4 separate regions of the Mus musculus genome follow, and all the other regions are linked to region 4. A link is a loop called in an ENCODE intact Hi-C map of the cell type or tissue named here. Cell type or tissue: heart. All regions are shown on one strand. Region 1 overlaps Ulk4 (unc-51-like kinase 4). Region 2 holds the start of Gm34655 (a long non-coding RNA gene). Region 3 overlaps Trak1 (trafficking protein, kinesin binding 1). Region 4 overlaps Trak1 (trafficking protein, kinesin binding 1).

Region 1 (5,000 bases), 210 kb after region 4:
GCTTCTCACTGGATGTCTGCTCAGCCCTCTCCACCTCACACGTGCTCCCTCTGCTTCCTTCCCTCCACAGTGGAGAAGTTGCTGGTCCTCAAGGACCAAGACTGGAATGACTTCCTGCAGCAGGTGTGCTCCCAGATCGACTCCAGCGAGAAGAGCACAGGGGCGCTGCGGGCCAAGCTGAACCTCCTGTGCTACCTGTGTGTGGTGGCCACGCACAAGGAGGTGGCCACCAGGCTGCTTCACTCCCCGCTGGTAGGTACTGCAGGGTAGATGGGCCTCCCAGGGCCCCACCACCTACTCTGTGTGGTTGGCCTCTGTATTTCAAAGACATGTGAACAAGAGCTTGGGGCCGAGTGATGATCAGCTCAGTAGTAGAACAGAACAGGCAATAAAAACAATAGACCAAGGATATGTGTGTGTGTGTGTGTGTGTGTGTGTATGTGTGTGTGTGCATGTTAGTGTGTGTATGTGTGTATATGTGTGTGTATGTGTGTATGTGTGTGTGAATATATGTGTGTGTGTATGTGTGTGTATGTGTGTGTGTGTGTGTGTGTGTGTGTGTGTGTGTGTGGTGGTAGAACAGGGGATCCCAGAGCCTTACCCAGGCCAGGCAAGGGCTCTGCCACTGAGCCACATCCCTGACCCTAGTTTTTATTTTGAGCCACCGTCTCTGAGTTCCCCAGGCCTTGAACATGTTCTGTAGCTTAGTTAGATCTTGATCATATGATCCTCCTGCCTCAGCTTCCCAAGTTGCTGGGATTATAGGTCTGTGCCACCATGTCCAGATGGATACAATCGTAATCTGATTTAATTACAAAGAATAAAGTGATTTATTTTTTTATGAAAAATTTTCTCATGAAGGTTTTGGAATCATCATCAACTTCCTTGAAGCAGTTGTGTGGATGGTGGTTTCGAACTGTGGACATTTTTGTTAAGTGTTGGCCGGGAGCCATTGTACCTGTCTGTAATCAGGAGATGGAGCTCTGTGCTGGAGTAAACTCGGGTGGCTCCTGCTCCAGGCCACCTGGACAAATGCGAGGGTTTCCGATGTGTGAAAGGACAGAAAGCCGTACAGCATTCGCTTCCTGTTCTCCTTGGCGGGCCTCACTGGTGACTGACTGGCCAGGGTCGGCAGAGCTCCTCAGGCCAGCCGCTGGAAGCTGCGACTATGGCACTTCCTCAGGCGGGCCGCTGGAAGCTGCGACTGTGGCACTTTCTGCTGAGCCCCTGAAGTCAGCCTGGAGGAGTTTCAGTTCATTTTGTTCCCTCCCTGTGAAGGTTGCTGTGTGTCTGTGGGGGGTGGGGAGAGTAGTTAGTAGGACAAATCGAGAACATCTTGCTCTTAATTTTTTAAAGATTCATTTTATCTTTTTTTTTTTTTTTTTGGTTTTTCGAGACAGGGTTTCTCTGTGTAGCCCTGGCTGTCCTGGAACTCACTTTGTAGACCAGGCTGGCCTTGAACTCAGAAATCCGCCTGCCTCTGCCTCCCGAGGGCTGGGATTAAAGGCGTGCACCACCATGCCCGGCTGGATTCATTTTATCTTTAAATTGTGTGTGTGTGTGTGCACATGTGCATGTTACATCAGGTGCTCTTGGATGCCAAAAAGAGGGGGTCAGTTCCCCTGGAGCTGAAGTTACAGGTGATTGGTGCTTATAAACCTCTATGTGGGTGCTGGGAATTGAACCTGGATCCTCTGCAGAAGTAGCACCTGCTCTTACCTGCTAAGCTGTCCCCTCCATTGCTCGGTTCTTACCACTTCTTCTTCTTCTTCTATTTATTTTTTTATTTTATGCATATGAGTACAATGTAGTTCTCCTCAGACACATCAGAAGAGGGCATTGGATCCCATTACAGATGGTTGTGAGCCACCATGTGGTTGCTGGGAACTGAACTCAGGACCTTTGGAAGAGCAGTCAGTGCTCTTAACCCCTGAGCCATCTCTCCAGCCCCCAGTTCTTACTTCTTATTTATGTTTATTTTGCTGGCACACTGGCTGAGGTTCCATGTCTGTCAGTGGTCACCTCCCTGGAGGGAGTCTCACTTACCCCAGCTGTGTAAGTTTCCCTGCTAATTCACCGATTGCTTTGGATGTTGTTCTGAATAAAACTTACATTTTGATGTTTTTCTTTTTTAAATTCTAGTTCCAGTTGCTAATCCAGCACCTGCGGATAGCTCCTAACTGGGATATGTAAGTAACCTTCGTATTTTAAAGCACATTCTTTGTGATTTTGTAGTTATTGCCAGATACCTCATCATAAGCACAGTCCTAAGTCATCCGAAGTGAGCCTGCGGTAACCATGAGACACTCGCAGCCACTGCCTGTTGTCCCAATGTGGAAGGCTGTCCCTTCTCTGGGTGTCTATTGTGAGATCGGCCCACCTTTGGGTTTTTCATCTTGTGCCTGCCTCCGACACCTCTGTCTTCCTCCGGTGGCAGGAGTTTCCCCACGGTATTATGGAAACTGATGGGACAATCATGCACGGTGCTCATGTATGGGAGCTGCAGGCTCTAGGCTCCTCTTGCTGGGGCTTGATCACATGATGGAACTGTTTTCTGGGAGGAGTCTATGTGGGATGCAGAAGTGTAGAGTTGGGATCCCAGGTCAGCCCTACCTCACCCGCAGGGAAATCACGTTCACTGAGCCTCAGTGCTCGCATCTGTAGAATGGGGCTGTGTCCTCACCTACTCAGTAGATCCTTGGCAGACTGTGGGGCCAGAAGAGAGGTCTGGTGCACCATGGTGGGGGGGAGGGGGGAGGGGAGGTGGGGGAGGGATTATCTGTGTCATCTTGGAGACTCAGGATGGAATGCTGAGGTTGACAGAGGTGTGACAGCAGTTTCTCCTCATGGTGAAATACGAGGGCATCCGTGGAGTTTTCGAAAGGCTTTGGAAGGAAGTTTTTCTTGTATCTCAGTGCTGTTCTTGCAGCAGACAGAACTGGGCTGCTGTTTGTCAGATGTCATTTCCTGGTCTGCAGCGCCCCCTGCTGACTTGAAAGTGCTTCTATTCCTTTCTATTTTTTTTTTTTGTCTGCAGGATTTTAATGCTCAGTTTTCACAAACACAATTATCTATCTAATTTTATGACTTACAGTAAAATGTGCTAGCCTCTAAAATGTGTATTATTTAACTGTCTTTTATACTCCTTTTCAATCTTTTAAAATTGATCACTGGGAGTTTTTACACAAGTAACACTCTAATGTATTTACTTGAATTGCATGTCCTAAGAACAAATGAAATCCATGATATTTGGATAATGAATGAAAATCTCAACCAAAATACTTTTCACTGGAGAACAAGGGATCTGCACCAAACACGTGAACTTTGTAGACTTCAGTGTAGGACAGTGTAACAAGGGTATTTGCCCGTATTCCCCAGCCAATCAGCTTCGAAGCTAGCTGTTAAATCATTTTAAACTGAGAGTTATCTGTCATGTTGCTGGCTCATGCTACACCATCTTCAGCCAGGTTCTGAGCACTTGCAAGTTTCTGACTCATGGGTGGAAGTTTGGTCAGAAGCGTCTGGAACGCTGGTCCATGCCTGCAGCGGCTGCTGAGACTGTGTGCACACGGCGATTGCGCTTGTCAGGTGGTCTGCACCCTTCTCGTAGTCACCTTGCGGTAGTAACTCTTCACCAAGCTGTGTCTCTTCAGGGAAGAGTTCTGGACAGCGTCAGCATCTTTTAAGTCAGGGAACTGGGAAAGACCGGCTCTCCTTAGCAAGCTTGTTCTTCCTCGTTCTTGAAGCCTGTTCTTAAAGTTGGGGCCACTCTGGCTTTTGTGGTGGAAGTAGATGCATGAAGACAGCAACATGCCTGTGGTCATGGTGCTGTTCTGGTCTGCCCTCTTCACTCGGCTGGGGCGTGTGCCAGGGCACAGAGTGCCAGGCAGTGGTTAGCGCCAAGACTGACCACAGCACTCAGGCCACTTGGGTTTTTTCTAGCACTGTTTAAAACCCCTTTACTATTTAAATTGAATTAAATTTGCAAAAAAAAGAGTTTTTGTTTTTAATCAGTTAAAAACATTTTACTGAGGTAGTGTCTTACTGTATAGCCCAGGCTGGCTTGGACCTCCTGGCCTTATGCCTTCCTGAGTGTTGGAGTTAGAGGTGTACACCACCCTGCCCACCGCTCTCCGATACTTGTTGTTTTCTTTCAAATGCTGCTTTTAGGTCTTAACGTTTTCCTGTCTCCATTTTCCAAGTTTGCTCTACGTATAGGAAACCAAATTTAGTAAGGCATCGCATGATCTTATGTGTCTTAGTAGGACAGGCATGAGTTTATGTGTCTTGGTAAGGCATGGCATGATCTTATGTGTCTTGGTAAGGCATGGCATGATCTTATGTGTCTTGGTAAGGCATGGCATGATCTTATGTGTCTTAGTAAGACAGGCATGAGTTTATGTGTCTTGGTAAGGCATGGCATGATCTTATGTGTCTTGGTAAGGCATGGCATGATCTTATGTGTCTTAGTAAGACAGGCATGAGTTTATGTGTCTTGGTAAGGCATGACATCATCATATGTGTCTTTTCTCCCCACAACACATGTGATTTTAATATTATTGACAACTCAAGGCCATTTCCCACACTCCCATCTCTGCCTGCCAAGCACTTGGGGTGCAGGTGCACACATCACCACATCTGGCTTTTAAATGGTCGCTGGAGCTTTGACCTCTCCAGTGGCTTGGTTGGGCTTCCCTCTGAAGCTGGCATCTCTCTTTTGGTCTTAGTTACTTTTCTATTGCTGTGCTGAGACACCAGAATCAAGGCAACTTATAGAAAAGAGTTTATTTGGGGCTTCCATCAGCACAGGGTTAGAACCTATGAGCATCATGGCAGGGAACATGGCATCAAGCCAGCAGGCATGCAGCAAGACCAGCTGAGAGCTCACATCTTCATCTGTAGGTTAGAGGCAGACCTGGCATGGGTTTTTGAAACCTTAAAGCCCACCCCTGTGACACACCTCCTCAGAGGCCTTCCCAAACAATTCCACCAACTAGGGA
Region 2 (5,000 bases), 180 kb after region 4:
ATTAGAAAAAGCTAAAATAGATAGCTGCAAGAGATCCCATCAATAAAGCAGGACAAAGTCAGAGCAGACCCAGCAATGTGACAAGGCCAATCCTGCTCCCAGGGTTACAGAAAACAGAAGTCTAAACAGTATATTAGAAGACTCCTGAGGCTTGAGAGATGTTCGGAGGCTAAGAGAGCTTGTTGCTCTTCTAGAGGACTCCTTCCCAGAGCCACACCTGGCAGCTCATAATTGCCTGTAACTCCAGCTACAATGGATCTGAGGTCCTCTTCTGGCCTCCATAGGCACTGCACTCACATGTGGTATACACACACACACACACACACACACACACACACACATGAAAAGAAAGCGGCCTCAGTGTGCCTCATGTGTCTTCCCTCAGCACATGTTTCCCTTTCCCTTTTGTAGTAAAATGAAGAGACTCAGGAATCACCAATGTCTTGCAGAGATATTTGTCCTCACTGTCTCCTGGGCTGGACCTCTAGCAATGCAGGTGTGCCTCTGACCCGACAGTCTTCCTTCCCCGGCTCTGCCACACTGTGCCCTCTGACTGTCCGTCCCAGCCCAGCTGATAGGAGGCTATCCAGGCTAATTAGAGTTGATTCAGACCAAGGATGGTGACGGGATGCTAGCCAAGGTAGCCAGATGGAAAGATGTGGTGTTGATCTCTCTCTCATCTGTGGCAGCTCCACTCAGATGCCCATCCAGAGGGAATAAAATCATAAAAACGTTTAAGACAAACACCTGTGAAATGCCAGACTGAAGCCATGCTTTCCCAGATCACTTAAACACTGATAATAGAGCTGGAGAGTTGGTTCGGCAGTTGAGAGCACTCGCTGCTCCTGCAGAGGACCCGTGCTCCACTCCCAGCCTTCACACAGCAGCTCACAGCTGCTGTAGCTCAGCTTCAGGGGGTCCAGTTCCCTTTTCTGTCCTCTCTGGATACCAGGCACTTAAAAAATGGTGAAACCATGATGTAAAACCAACGAAGAGAGATACAGAGTATGCAGAATTTAGGAGTGAAGTCAAGATATCTGAACAACCGGTCTTGATCAGCAAGCAAAACCTATAGTCATATGCACCAGGGGCCATTCCTGTCACAGCAATGGACAGGCTCTAAACACCTTAAAACGAGAGGACTCTGAGACAGTCCTGAGAATGCGGATTTGTGGCAAGCAGGAGGCTAGTCACCCTCCTTTTCATAGCAGTCAGGATTCTGTGGGCCCTTGGGTAAATCAGATAGAAACTCTTTTAGTGCAAGAAAACTCCAAGAAGTTTCACGAGATAAGTGGGTTAGGGTTCAATTCACAGAAAATACTTTTCCATGGAATTCTTTTTCTTCATTACTCCCTAACACCTGCCCAGCTCTTCCTGTGGTAAGGAGACAATCCTAGCATGGTCTGTCTAGGGAATGTGACTCATCCTTTGGTGTCCTGAGATTAACATCATCGCATTCAGCATTTTATGGGATTGCAGTCATGTAGACCAAACCTATGGCCTAATGTATGCTAGATAAACACCCTACTTCTGAGTTATATCCCTAGATATTTGATAGTTTAAAAAATATATTTTGACAGATCTCAAATATGTATGTATATATGTATGTATGTATGTATGTATGCATGTATGTATCTCAAGACTCCTACTGTGTCACACTCAATTCCGTATCACCAGCTTCAAATGTCCATTGGATGCAGTCTTCTATCTCAACAGTTCCCTCCCCGACCCTGTGCAGCAATGCTCCAGCACATACTAACTGCAGACACCAGTTTCATTCGTGGCATTTCAGTGTCTCTAGACCGTAGTAAGTCCTTTAAGGCCATGCTGTCATCACAGACCCAGGTTGAGAAGAGTCACCATGAGCTGGTAAGTGGTCACACATAATTTCCTTCTTTGCTTGTTGAGTTCATAATCTCTTTTTCAAGGCTACATGGTCAGTTTGCATTTTGCTAAAGATATGTCACCTTTATCAGATTTTCTCATTATTATTTTTTTTTTGGAAAGTGACATTTAGCAGGAAAAAAACACCCAGTAGAGCAGATTATCAGGGCTCAGAGGCTCGGAACATAATCCCAGCCCCCTGGATTGCAAGACAGAGGAGCAGAAACTGATTCGCCTGTGGGAACTAAAGGCTTTCTCTCCTCAGACTTACTTCATGCTGTCTGAGGTATTAATAACTCTCTTCAAAAAGCCTATCTCTGTAGATAATTAAAAAAAAAGAGAGAGAGACAAGGTCTTATATTGCTTAGGCGGGATCTAACTTAGGGGCTCAATCAATACTTGTCTCCTAGCTCCCCCAAATATAAGGGTATCATTGAAGATAATTTTTCTTCCTTTTTTATTATAAATATTTAAAACTAAAATTATGAACTTTCTCCTATAAGTACAAAAATAGCCCAAGGGAGAAAGAGTGATAACATGGAAATAGACTTTAATGCATATATTAAAATTTAGAGCTGTAATGAGGGAGAGAGGTAGAATCTTACTGCTAGTATAATTGCCTAATTATTCTTAGAAGTAATAAAGTTACATTCTAACTCCCTGTGTTTGCCAAACTAAATCCTAGGTGGATTAAGTAATTCAATATAGGAAGGAAACAATAATAAGTAGAAAGATACAAATCTACTATGTAAGAAGATACCCATAAGCTTGAAAAGAATTTAAAAAATAAGGTATGTTCGTTTTTATTACCACTGTGACAGATACATGAGAGAAATAATTTTTTTTTGTTTTTTTTGTTTTGTTTTGTTTTGTTTTTTGGTTTTTCAAGACAGGGTTTCTCTTTAGAGCTCTGGCTGTCCTGGAACTCTCTTTGTAGACCAGGCTGGCCTCGAACTCAGAAATCCGCCTGCCTCTGCCTCCCGAGTGCTGGAATTAAAGGCGTGCGCCACCACGCCCGACGAGAGAAATAATTTAAAGGGAGAAATTCAGGGATGGAGAGATGGCTCAGCAGTTGAGAGCACTGGCTGGTTTTCCATAGGTCCTGAGTTCAATTCTCAGCAATCACAACCATCTATAAAAGGATGTGATGCCCTCTTCTGGCATGCAGGTGTACATGCAGGCAGAACACTCATACACAAAATCAATCGAGAGAGAGAGAGAGAGAGAGAGAGAGAGAGAGAGAGAGAGAGAGAGAGAGAGAGAGACTGATTGATCATGATGCACAGTTTCAGTCTGTGGACCCACTGTTTCTGGCTCCCAGCCAGGTGGATCGGTAGAACGTGGCAGGAGGGTCTGGTGGGACAGGGCTGTTCATTTCACGGGAGCCAGAAAGCTGAGAAAGTACACAAGACAAGATACCTCACAGGCCTGCCTCCAAAGACCCACTTACCTCAGCCAGTCCCCACTTTCATAACTACTTCTCAAAGCTAGAACAACTGTCCTGGTACACGTGGTTAAATCGAGGAGGATCACCAGCTGCAGAGAAAGCCTTCACCATGAGTCTATGGGGACACTTTTTATCCTACTCTGTAACACAGAAATGAGGTAAAATGTCGATGTCACCTACCATGAAGGAATTTATCCTCAGACACAAAAACAGAAACAGAGATGCTTGCCAAGTCTGATGTGCAATATAGTGTTCCTTAGATTAGGTGGCTCAGCTGGTAAGGTGCTCACCACAGGGGCTTGAGGACCTGAGTTCAAGCCCTAGCAACCACCTAAAACCTAAGTGTGATGGTGCATGCTCATTACTCTAGGGCTGGGATGGTGGGGACCAGTGGATCCCTGGGACTTGGAGGTCAGTCAGCCTGCCTTAACCAGCCATTCCCAGGTGCCAGTGAGAGACCTTGTGTCAAAAATAAAACCAAGGAACAGCTCTAGAGGACAACACCCAAGGCTCACATCTGGCATTTACTCACATGCTCTCACAAACACAACGGCCTTCTAAGTCAGACAAATGCCATCTCCAACTGCTGAGTTGCAGGCCAAGGATCGTCACAGCAGGTCCAGTTGACTATTGGCATTCCGTCCTAGGAGAGGACAGGAGGGTCTTTGGATCTTTACTTGGGTTTCCGACCGCTCCTCCCAGCCATTTATATTTTCTCCTAATTACTTGTGGAGCAGGGAGTATTGGAGAGGTCCTAGATAGTCAGGCTGAAGAAGCGAGGGTGGGAGGGGAGGGCCACCCCTGTGGCTATGGGGAAGCCATCTTCCACACTGGGTGAAGACTTTTCCAGTGCTTTGGGTTTGCAGTGCTTCTGTCTGTAAGCCCTCATCCGGGCTCTGTATGTAAGCCTAACAAATTCATTGGTTCCCTCGCATGAGCTGTGGTGGAATTATACCTTGGTTTATCCTTAGAAACTTGGGGTCCGCCGGGCAGTGGTGGCGCACGCCTTTAATCCCAGCACTTGGGAGGCAGAGGCAGGCGGATTTCTGAGTTCGAGGCCAGGCTGGTCTACAAAGTGAGTTCCAGGACAGCCATGGCTACACAGAGAAACGCTGTCTCGAAAAAACAAAACAAAACAAGAAACGTAGGGTCCTATCTCCCCACCGCCACACCCCACCTAGAAAAGGAACTTTAGCCCCATCTCTAGCCCGATTCTGGTCAACTGAGTTGGGCTTTCTTCCTTCCATAGATACTGTCAGCCTGCTCTCACATCAGAATGGAAGTTGGAGGACTCCAGTTGGAGGCCAACCTGGGCTACAGCGTGAAACCCTGTTTAAGAAGGAAACACAGCAAAACAGCTAAAGCTGTGACGCTCTGGGACCAGGCAGACGTGAAAGACTTTAAGTCCCACCCACCAAGATGTGCGGCGCAGGCAGCTTGAAGGCTGGGACCACGCGATTATGCTGCCTTCCCGGTGGGATCTGATCACCACTGCACGCTCTGACTAGAGAGGCCGATCCGTCCTAACCTCGGTCCGCTGAGCCTGCAGTGACCAACGGGCTCCAGACCGAGAAGTTTCCTGAGGAGGCTCAGAGGCATCGGCGCGCAGATGGGGAGGGGACTGGCTCTAGCCACGCCAATCTCCGGCCACTTCCGGTCCATGCCTCCT
Region 3 (5,000 bases), 74 kb after region 4:
TGGACGTGGTGATACACACTTGTAATCCCAGCCCTGGGGAGGCAGAGATAGGTGGATCCCGGAGGCTCGATGGCCAGCTGGCATAGTCCTCCTGGGAATTGCCAGGCTAGGGACCCTGCCTCAACGAACAAAATGGACAGTGTCCGAGGTAAGCGACATCCAGGGTTGTTCTCTATCCTCGGTACACGTTTTCATACACTCATGCACCTATATACGAATGAAGAGAGAGCTCACACACTGAAAGAACCTGTAGAAATGTTGCCAACACTGGAGACCCACAGACAGGTGCTTGCGGACTGTCCCAGCTGGAAACGAAGGACGAGGTTTTCTTTGCTCAGCTTCACAGGTGAGGAAGGAGCATGGGTGATCTTGTTAGTCAAGGCCAGGCAGCTAAGCAGGTGCAGGTTTAGTCTGAGGAGCCCTCAGTGACTAACTGGCCATCCCTCTGCTACCACTGTCCATCTCTGGAAGCCTGTGTGTGGAACTTAGGGTGTCCCATGACATCACACCAGGAGACGGGTGGACGCCTCCACATATGGGCGAAGGGAGGTTTGTTCTTAACAAGGCTCTAACCCTAACCCTAACCCTTGTCACCTGCCCAGCTTGCAGGTGCTAGCCATCTTTAGTCACACAGGCAATGCCAAGGGCTGTATCAGCCCTGGGTGCCTGGACAAGCTAAAAAGAGCACACACATGGTGACTTCCATGTAGACCAAAGAGCACACACATGATGCCTTCCATGTAGACTAAAGAGAACACACATGGCACCTTCCATGTAGACACATGAACACCTGCCTTATGGGAGCCATGATTCGCAAACAGCCCTGCCTCTTATGAAGCAGCCAAGCCCACAGCTGAACCACGTTTCCCAGCCCGGCCCCTGCTGTTTTCTCTCGCTTCCCTTACATCAGGACACACAAACCTCCTGCCATTCTCCACAGCTCCCCACCCCCAACACACACAGAAATCTTTTTTTTTTTAATCAGCTATTTTAGACACCTCTAGAATATTCGCTACCCATACCGCTGCACCCTAAAATGTCACTCAAATGTCAGCTTGAGTTTGTGAACCTTGCCTGACCAATTCCCCCAGGCTTCTCACAGGCCTCGGCACATACACAATTACACAACAGCGCCAGGCAAGGCTTTCTCCGTATCTCCTCCCCACTAACCGAGAGCCACTCAGGAGAAAGGGCTCAAGAGTCCCAGCCCAGCCTCAAACCCAGCCCGCAGACCTCTTCATCCTCCAGGAAGAGCTGCCGCCAGCTTCAGCATGCAGGAGGTGCCGCCATCCCATGACGGGGTCATTTCATGGCCCTAGCTCTCTGTCTAGCAGTACAGAAAAGTGTCACAGGACAGCAGAAGTCCCCCCACATCCCAGGCAGAGGCCAATATAACGCCTGCCATGGAAGTCTACTCCCAGGATCCCCTAGGAACTGCCCAAGCCCTGAGGTCTGGAATGACCCCCTTCTAAGATGAAGGCACCTCTCGGGAGCTGCCTGGGAGGGAGGGGACAATACAGGGAGCCCCAGGGATCTCGGAATATAGAGGTGGCTCTCTCCATTCCCACAGACTCAGACTGGATGCTTTGAGGAGGCCCCTCCACCTGAGAATTTGTTCTGTGCTGATTTGTATTTTAATCTACCAGGTTTTCTTCCTTACAGCAGAGACGATGACTCTAGTGTTCAAATTTAAAACTCAGGGAATCTCAGAAGTCAGGCTCCCTGGGAGGAGGTCTCCTCTTCCGCAGGGTACATAACTGCTCTGAGGTGGCTGTCGCCAGATGGAGAAGGGATGCACCCCCAGGATTCTGGGCCTGCTGCTTCAGGACCACGCAGAAGCCCAGGGTTCTGGTCCCAGAGAACAGAGCACTAACTGCACAACTGTCAGGGGACAGAGGACACAAACACCCCTGACCACTCTGCAGATCTGGAGACACGGGGAAGCCATCAGGGAAGGAAAGGATAAAAGAGAGCGAAACAAGAAGGCAAAAGGAAAGAACAGAGGGAGTCAGAAGGCGGCTTTGGAGAACCAGGGAGAGGAAGCCGGCGCCACACTGCCACCTTCTGGACAGACAGTGCATAGCAAGGCTTCAAGAATACCCAAACCAAACTAACCATGTGACCAGCTTCTCCCAAGACTCCCAAGTCAGCGCATCCCTGAGATCTTTGCACCTGAGAGATGGAACCAGCCCGGGTGTCCGGCCTCAGAGCAAGGGAGAAGGAAAGCGTGATCTATATAAACACAGTGGAACGCTTTCAGCCTTACGGAGGAAGTCACGTCACCAGATGCATCTGGAGGCTACTGTACTAAGCAAATGAAGGTGGTCTCAAAGAGGCAAACGCCATGCGTTCTCTTCCATTTGTAGCTCCTAGATTTTGTAGATACATAAAACCAGGGAGGCATGGGTGATGTGAAAGGGAAAACTGTCTAGGCCCTAGACTGTAGGGGAACGAAGCTGGTGGAAAGAGGTAGGAGGGCTCAGAGAGGGAGGGGAGGGGAGTACAGAGTGAGCATGCTCAAAGCGCACTATTTGGCTGCGTGAAAATGGCCCATGTGACTTTGTAGAAGTGGGCAAAACAGTCTGGAGAAAGGGGCCCCAGCCCCGTCCTGCCCACGCTGCGCCTTGTAACTCCCACACAAGCCTCATCGTTATCTCTCTGGACTCAGTTCCTCTGTGTGTGGGACAGTAGCAGGAGGAAGGCACTCTCTGCCCACCAGCAAGCTCTCTGAAAAGATACAGGGAGGGCCACAGGCTTGCGGAGCCTCTTCTGGGGCAGCACCCACCTTCTCTGTCCTCCAATGCTGACTTCGCTAAGACTCAGGATCTGAATGGTTACACAAAATCCCCTGATTTCTTTAACGTTTAAAATCACATTTACTAACTTTACTTATCTATCTATCTATTTATTTATTTATTTGGGGACCTAGATGCCACGGTGCACCTGTGTAGAAATCAGTTCTCTCCCACCACATTGATCATGGTGACCAAACGCATGTCATCCTGCTTGGTGGCAGGTGCCTTTTCCCGCTGAGCCATCTTGCTAGTCCCTCAAATCCCTTGATTTCTACATGCTAGACTAATTCAGAAGTTTTTAAGTAGACAAAGGCCACATGAAACAAGTCTGTATGCTGGGATTTCCCACCCTGCCTGTCACTGCAGGCCTTGGGAGTACATTGTGGCTACATTAACAGAGACAAGCAAGGGCCCATACGAGAGCCACTCATCAAACAGGGCCAAACTGCCAGCTCCCCCCATCTTCACCTTTCCTCCTAGTCCCTCTCCAACCCACTGCTCAGCCACCAAGTATCCCCACCCTGGCCCCAGTCTAATCCTGGCTCCCAAGAGGAGCTGATTGGAGGGAGCAATCCTCTCTCTGTCCTGTCACCCTTGGCAGCAACTGTGAGTGGTCACGCTGTGTCAAAGCTGCGCAGGGCTCCTCACCTTCTCTGTAGAGACCTGGACCCCATTACAACTTCCTGGACATTATGAGGATTGAAGGGTACAGACCCAAAGACACTCATATGCCATGCAGCACAGGAGACACTTGGCCATCTACAGCTAGCTGACAGACGACTTAGAACACTCTTCCCTCGGGACCAGGATGGTTGGGAACTAGCCTAAACTTCTCTGGGGAACGCTGTCACAATCACTTATTTTTGCCTGTTGTGAAGGGTTTGCACTACGGAGCACAGTGCTGGGGCACACCATCTTCCTGTTCTCTGTGTTGCAGGCTGAAGCCACTGGCACTTAATCTTCTCTAGCACAGATGCTTTAACTCCACAGATTACAGGAGACTCACAGAACCATCTGCTGTTTCAAACACGTCAGTGGATGCAGGCAAGCAGGGTCAGAGAGGCTGTGGCGCCACAGAGCCAAGCATGCGCATTGAGCATGGCCGGCCGGAAACTGGCACATGCGCGTTGGGCATGGCTCCTACGCTGTCTGAAAAGCTTCTAGACCCTGGTAACCAAGACCTTGCAGATCCTCTGCAAGGCTCTGCTGGCCTCAGCCAGAACACACTGTACTGGCTCTAAGCACCACCCAGAGGATGGAAGACTTGGGAGGGCGTGTTATGGGCTAAGCCAATAGACTGGAAGGCCTCAGGGTACTGGGTGAACTTTGGGCTGAGGAGGCACAAGACAGAAGGTAGGGCTCTGTGTCTGAGGTCCCCCATACTCTCAGCAGCCAAAGAGGGTCTCCGGGAGCACAAGGCAGGCAGACAAGCATGTAGGAAACTGGAGAGCAAAAGCCAACAGAGCTAAGCTTCAGAGAAACAAACAACGCTGGAGATTCTCTAGAATGGTTGAAGCCTTAAGCACCTGAAGAACTCGGTATCCAAAAAGCAACCAGTTCAGGGGTACGGATATGCCCACCACCCCGACACACACATGCACACACACATACAAGCCCTCACACAGGCTCCTAAGATACATACCCCTGACAAGCAGCTGTGCTGAGGCAGCCAGTCCACCCACTCGGTTACAGAAACAGGGTTTCCAGTGTGAGGCTAAAGGGCAACCTTGAGCAACTGAATGTGGCGTGGTTCAAGTGGGCATGCTGGCTTGTTGTGCAACAGAGCGGGCAGCAAAAAGCGGGGCAAAGCGAAGGAGGAGGGACCTGCCGAGACGCCTCCAAAATGCCCATAGCAAAGCAGATGGTCTCATGCTGGTGACGTCGTGGCTGCCTTACTGTGGGCAAAAACGCCCAGGAATGCCCACACATCGATGCAATCGGCTATCGATATATCTCCCTGGACGCAATCCTGTCCCTAGGTAATGGGTGGTGTGTGGCTTTTACAACAACCAAAATGTTAAACCTACGTGGAGGAGACGTTGTTAAGAACACTCAGAGGGGTGAGACAGTGACCACCACCAGAAAAGGCAGCTGGGAAGAAAGCCACTCCCCTCAGGTTAGCCAGAGCCTGAAGCTCCGCTGGCATCGTTAATGCTGCCCTCTGCCTAGCACAGGTGTGGCCCTGAGAAACAGTTCAATAGCTCC
Region 4 (5,000 bases):
CCTGAGCACCTAGCATCCACCTTGTAAGAGCTGAATGACACCTCTGAGTGTGTACCTGGTTAAAGAGTATCACTAAACACTTAGATAGCGCATGCGCCTTCACTGAGGCTAAGGCACGTCACAGAGCTGACATGCTTTCAAGCATTCTGACCTCTCTCTGCACTTCTTTCCCTCTGGTTTCCGCACATTCTATGTCTTCTCAGTCATTGCCTTTTCCCTAAGACTTCCCCCAGCTTGCTCAGGCTGGAAATCCAGAGAGGACATGGGAGACACCAGATCCAGGGTAGGATGGCTGTAACAGAACCCTCGGGTGTCCCCGTTCTCAGGGCCCCATATCCCGCTTTTTAGCAGCCTTTCCTGCTCCCGCTTGCAGGGCCCCAGGGCTCCATGACGGGCAGAGGGACCCACTCCCGTCACAAGGGGAGGATCTGGTCTCTGTTTTCAAAACAGAGCCTGACAACGGGAAAGCTTTTTCCTGTCATCCACACAGACGAGCAGAAGCTACGGACACAGAGTTACTACGGGTGGTGCCAGGAACAGAGACGAGCAAGGCCCAGAGCTCTGCCTCCGGTAAAGGTGTCAGGTTTACAGGACTAATCGAGGCGCCCTCACCAGACCCCTCCTCCTCCTCCTCCTCCTCCTCCAGGCCCGCTTGTGCTGGCGGCTGGTGCATCTCCTCTGGGGAAGCCTGAGGCTGGCTGGAGTAACTTCTGCTGCCTGAGACAGTCACACGTGCTCGAGACCTCTCACCTGAGGTCTCCGGGTGCTGAATTGGCGTGGAGGTAGCTAGGCCCGCCAGAGAAATGTGGTCACCTGTGTCATCTTCCTCAAAGTCGTTAAGGCAGTACACTTCATCCAGGTCAACATCCAAAGTCCGGAAGCCCTTGGTGACCACACCAGGACGGGGGTCCAGGATGCCCCCAAGATGAGGCTGGGCCAATTGCTGCCAGTGGTGAAGCGTGGCTGAACCTTGTGGGGGAAAGAGAGTGGATACCAAGAGAAGGGAGAGTTAGCATGGCAGCTAGAGCAAATGTTTCCCACCCTCAGAGCTCAATGTGAATACCTGAGCTTGCACAGGACTGTGGGAGGGACTGAGGTCACCCGAGCTTGCAAAGGATTGTGGGAGGGGCTGGGGTCACCTGAGCTTGCACAGGACTAAGGGAGGGACTGAGGTCACCTGAGCTTGCACAGGACTATGGGAGGGATTGAGGTCACCCGAGCTTGCAAAGGATTGTGGGAGGGACTGGGGTTACCTGAGCTTGCATAGGACTATGGGAGGGACTGGGGTCACCTGAGCTTGCACAGGACTGACTGTGGGAAGGACTGGGGTAGAACTGGCTTGACCTAACTGGACAACAGTGTGTCCCTGTCACACCAGGAGGGAGTGGCACTGTAAAGAACCAATACTTTCAAAAGTAAAATTACACTATATATTGTGTGCCAATGATGTCTGGTAACAAAGTATTTTAAACCACCAGGTGCTAACACCCAAACTTAACACATTATCACTTTGCTGACAGAAGAGGGTGAAATGGTGAGCAAGGGCCACAGGAAACTTGTGAAGCCATCAGGAGAACAACCGGGGATCAGAAAGACACCCGGATGCTCTGGTACAAGTCTGCTGCCGACCATACCAGACTCACCTGCAAACGGAAGCTAAGGAAGGAGAATGGAGGAGCCACCAGGTGAGGCAGGGAGGACGTAAGGTAAATAAGTCACAGAAGCCTAGAGCAGAGGTGCCATCTCCAGGGTGACACCAAACCCTAGGACTCAGGTGTCAGCCAGAGGGTTTGTAATAACACCGGAGTGTGTCCCTGATGACCTCATGTGTCCCAGGTGCTCTACCAAGAAAGGTGTCACAAGGCCAGGAGTGTCTGCGAGCCTGGATGTGGAGGAGCCAAGCGGCATCTCATGAGTGTGCTGTGGTGCTCCATGCTTCTGCCCAGCCTCTGGGCACCTGACACACCATGCAGGATGCCACGTCTGGCAGAAGGCCCAGAAGGCTGGGACCCGAAGCCCTCTTCTACAGACAAAAGTTTAGACACTCAAATGTACATGGCCAGAAATAAACAGGCCTCATGCTGCAGACAGAGAAGCCCTCAGAGACAGGAGACTGCCTGCACCATGGCTCACAGCATCCAGGACTACTTTCTAGCTGAGTAAAAACTCCTTAACAGGGAGTGGGGGAGGGGGAGGGGTGGAGTGGAAGCTGCTTGCCGCCAGTGCCTTGTACCTTGAGAGGAGAGACAGAAAGGTGGTTGGGGTGGGTGAGGGGCAGCCCCGGCTGGACACCGGGTAAGGGGTGACATGGAGGTCTTAGAAGGATTCTGAAAACGGACTACTTCAATTCTGCTTAAAATTAAAGAGAAAAACTAAACACACTGAAAACCCCAACACCCTCAGCCCTTCACGGGCCACACCAGGTTTAAGGACACACGTTATATCCTCCTTGATAGACTTGGGCCTAATGAATGGGGTAAAAAATACTTTCTACAAACAAAAGGAAAAAGAAAAACAACAAAACAAAACAACAAAGAGGTTGTTAAAAATGGAATCCACCCTATAAAGATTTTATAACGAGTCCTCAACTTGGGACAAAGCACAGGTATTTTTGTGACCATGATTGTGGGAGAAGACTAGGCTGCTAGCGCCACCCAGTGGCCGAGCTGAACATCCCAGCGATGCTCTGAGGCCCCACAGGCTCAGGCACTGACCATAGAGGGAAATGCACGAACTGGTGGGGCATGCAGGCATCTGTGGGATCCTGAGCTCCCAGATGCCACACACAACTGTTTCCTAAGGCTAGCTCACGTCGGACACGGCAGTATGGTGTGCCTTGACAGAGGACAGGAGGGACAGGCAGGAACACTTTTAGTCTGTACTCTACATTCTTTTGTTTTCTAAGCCAGGGTTTCTCTGTGTAGCCCTGGCTGCCCTGGAACTTACTCTGTATTCAAGGATGGCCTCGAACTTAGAGATCTGCCTGCCTCTGTCTCCTAGTGTTGGTATAAGCCACATTCTAACTTTGTGCTGTCTGCAGGGGTACTTACGGTGTGCCTCTGCACACATACATTGTAAGGATTTCTTTGACCTGGTTGCAATCCAAATGAGACTTGGGGAGGAATTCAAGACATGGTAGTCATAGTAGACCCCCACAGAGAGACCACGCAGGAAGACTATCAGCAGCAACAGGACAACGTAGCAGCACCGTGAAACTCAGAGACAGGCTAACTCTCTGACTGGAGGGGCAAGGCTAAACTATGGGATGACTGGCTGCCTCTGCTTCCTCTCCCTGGATAACTTTCTGGCCAGGGATGATGGAAGGCAGATCTCTGGTGGGCTAACCCTTTGTCTTCTCCACTAACTGAAGACAGCCTGAAGACTCCACCCCTGCCTCTGTTTACTGGTGTGTGAAATCATGGTGGCACATGCTCCATATTCCAATAAAAACTCGCTGTGCTCTACACATAAGCACTACTATGCACTCCTCAAACTTCCTCATAGGGAGTGTCACTCACTGCACAAATGGGAATGGAAGGTTCCTGACGCTAAGTGACTGGGGTCAGATCATGAGTGCTTCAGGCAAGTGGGCTCAGTGGCAGCAGGGGCTGGCCACCAGGTATATACATGGTGCCAGTGACCCACAGCAGAACTTCCAGGTGGATGTCCAGGGCCTAGCAGGAGGGCCAGACACTCATGCACTGAGGGAACCTCTGTCACCTCTGACAGTCCCCATCACAATGTCCATGTGCTTTCTCACGGAAGGTCACGGGGAGAGCCTGGCAGAAGCCATTATCAAGGACAACCTGGATGTCCGTATGTCAGGACACCGTTTTACCATCACTCAGCACTGAGTGTGGGCCTCACCACACGCCTGACTCCTTTAGTTTCGGGATCACCCTGTTGTCTCTCCTCCTCACAGACAAAAACACTGAGTGTGGGAGAGAGACACCAGAGGCTGCGTTAGAGCAAGCAGCCACCTCTGGCATCTGTCCCCGGAAGCTCTCAGCAGAAGAGAATGCCTTCCCCTGGCTGAGCGTCAGGGATCCAGCAATAGCAAGCCCAGGCAACGGCTCTGCCCATGGGACAGGTGTTTTCAATCCCTCAGACCCGAAAGCTGCCTCAACCTTAGCTCTGATGTTTGGTTTGTCAACAGTGGACCTCAAGAACACTTCCCCCTGGCTGGGTAGGAGGCTCCAGGTATTCAAGAAGCCTAGCACTGAGCAGAAGCCCCCACCATGACACTCCCATACCCCAAGCCCTTACCTAGGAATTCCACCCAGCTCCAGGCTGGCTGCCTGAAATCCTCTCCTTGATATGGAGAGCAAAGGTGAAAGTGACTGTGAAGCAGGCCAGAGCACAAGGGCCTCACCCTGTCCTTTCTTTCTGTGTCACTCCCCATCCCAGCCTCGTTCCCTTATCCAGCAGGAAGCAGGACATGACCACCACACCCTGCCACCCACCTGAGAACACAGATGGACTACTGCCTGCCTCGGTTGGTCTCTCTGCGATAGATAACTCTCTCTATCTTGAATATTCTGTCCTTCACTTGCCTAACCTTGAAAGGCCTGGTGAGAACGTGAGAGCATCTGCCGCACCTAGCTCCGCTGGGCTGGCAGACACATGAGGAGATGGCAGGACGGTTGGCATGAAGAAGGAGATCTAGACAGAGGACACTGTTGGCTTCTACGATGCTCCCAGACAGTGGTCTCCGGGGACCTCACCCCAGGTGCCTTTCCCTGGACTGCTGGTGATCGAGGGCACTCCTATCAGTGTCTCACTGGGCCAGGTGAGAACATGACCTCAGGGTAATGACAGTCCAGATCTGGTAACTGGGCCCTACAGATCTATGTGGCTGAATCAGACAAATCTGATAATCTTGTTTGACAGCTATTTGCCTATGTTACAAATAAGGAAGATGGCTCAAGAGGGAAGCTAACTCGGCAGGCACGGTGACAGTGTTCAGAGGCTGTAGCTAGGAAGCCAGACTATACTCACAC

What was found. A loop is a pair of places that touch in the nucleus more often than their neighbours do. Peaks named below come from ENCODE experiments on the same cell type or tissue, not always from the same donor. Only the 100,000 strongest peaks of a DNase experiment are listed, where the experiment ranks them.
Region 1: a loop joins it to region 4, with 2.7 times the contacts of the local background. A loop is called at or near these places in 17 of 42 quality-filtered maps.
Region 2: it touches region 4 in a loop (2.0-fold over the local background); 7 of 42 quality-filtered maps call a loop at or near these places.
Region 3: a loop joins it to region 4, with 4 times the contacts of the local background. A loop is called at or near these places in 16 of 42 quality-filtered maps.

What each region holds. Positions count from the first base shown.
Region 1 is chr9:121,246,114-121,251,113 of GRCm38, reverse strand. It overlaps Ulk4 (unc-51-like kinase 4), which reads left to right. Exons shown (of 37, transcript NM_177589.3): 15 at 71-252; 16 at 2,143-2,189. Among named protein-coding and RNA genes, the nearest start is that of Gm34735, 22 kb to the left of the region's middle. In heart, a CTCF peak has its summit at 2,986 (motif pointing left); DNase peaks (open chromatin) are centred at 1,153 and 2,953.
Region 2 is chr9:121,277,713-121,282,712 of GRCm38, reverse strand. Gm34655 (a long non-coding RNA gene) reads right to left here and starts at 4,966. Exons shown (of 2, transcript XR_003948091.1): 1 at 4,747-4,966; 2 at 1,992-3,974. It also overlaps a transcript of Ulk4 not described here. In heart, a CTCF peak has its summit at 3,036 (motif pointing left); no DNase peak of the experiment used is centred here; H3K4me3 peaks cover 931 bases; H3K27ac peaks cover 585 bases.
Region 3 is chr9:121,382,370-121,387,369 of GRCm38, reverse strand. The region is part of intron 1 of Trak1 (trafficking protein, kinesin binding 1); the gene reads right to left. Among named protein-coding and RNA genes, the nearest start is that of Trak1, 18 kb to the right of the region's middle. In heart, no CTCF peak of the experiment used is centred here; DNase peaks (open chromatin) are centred at 2,069, 3,949 and 4,599; H3K27ac peaks cover 609 bases.
Region 4 is chr9:121,456,328-121,461,327 of GRCm38, reverse strand. Trak1 (trafficking protein, kinesin binding 1) reads right to left here. Exons shown (of 16, transcript NM_175114.3): 14 at 751-969. Among named protein-coding and RNA genes, the nearest start is that of Gm51661, 3.9 kb to the right of the region's middle. In heart, a CTCF peak has its summit at 2,655 (motif pointing left); a DNase peak (open chromatin) is centred at 3,997; H3K27ac peaks cover 584 bases.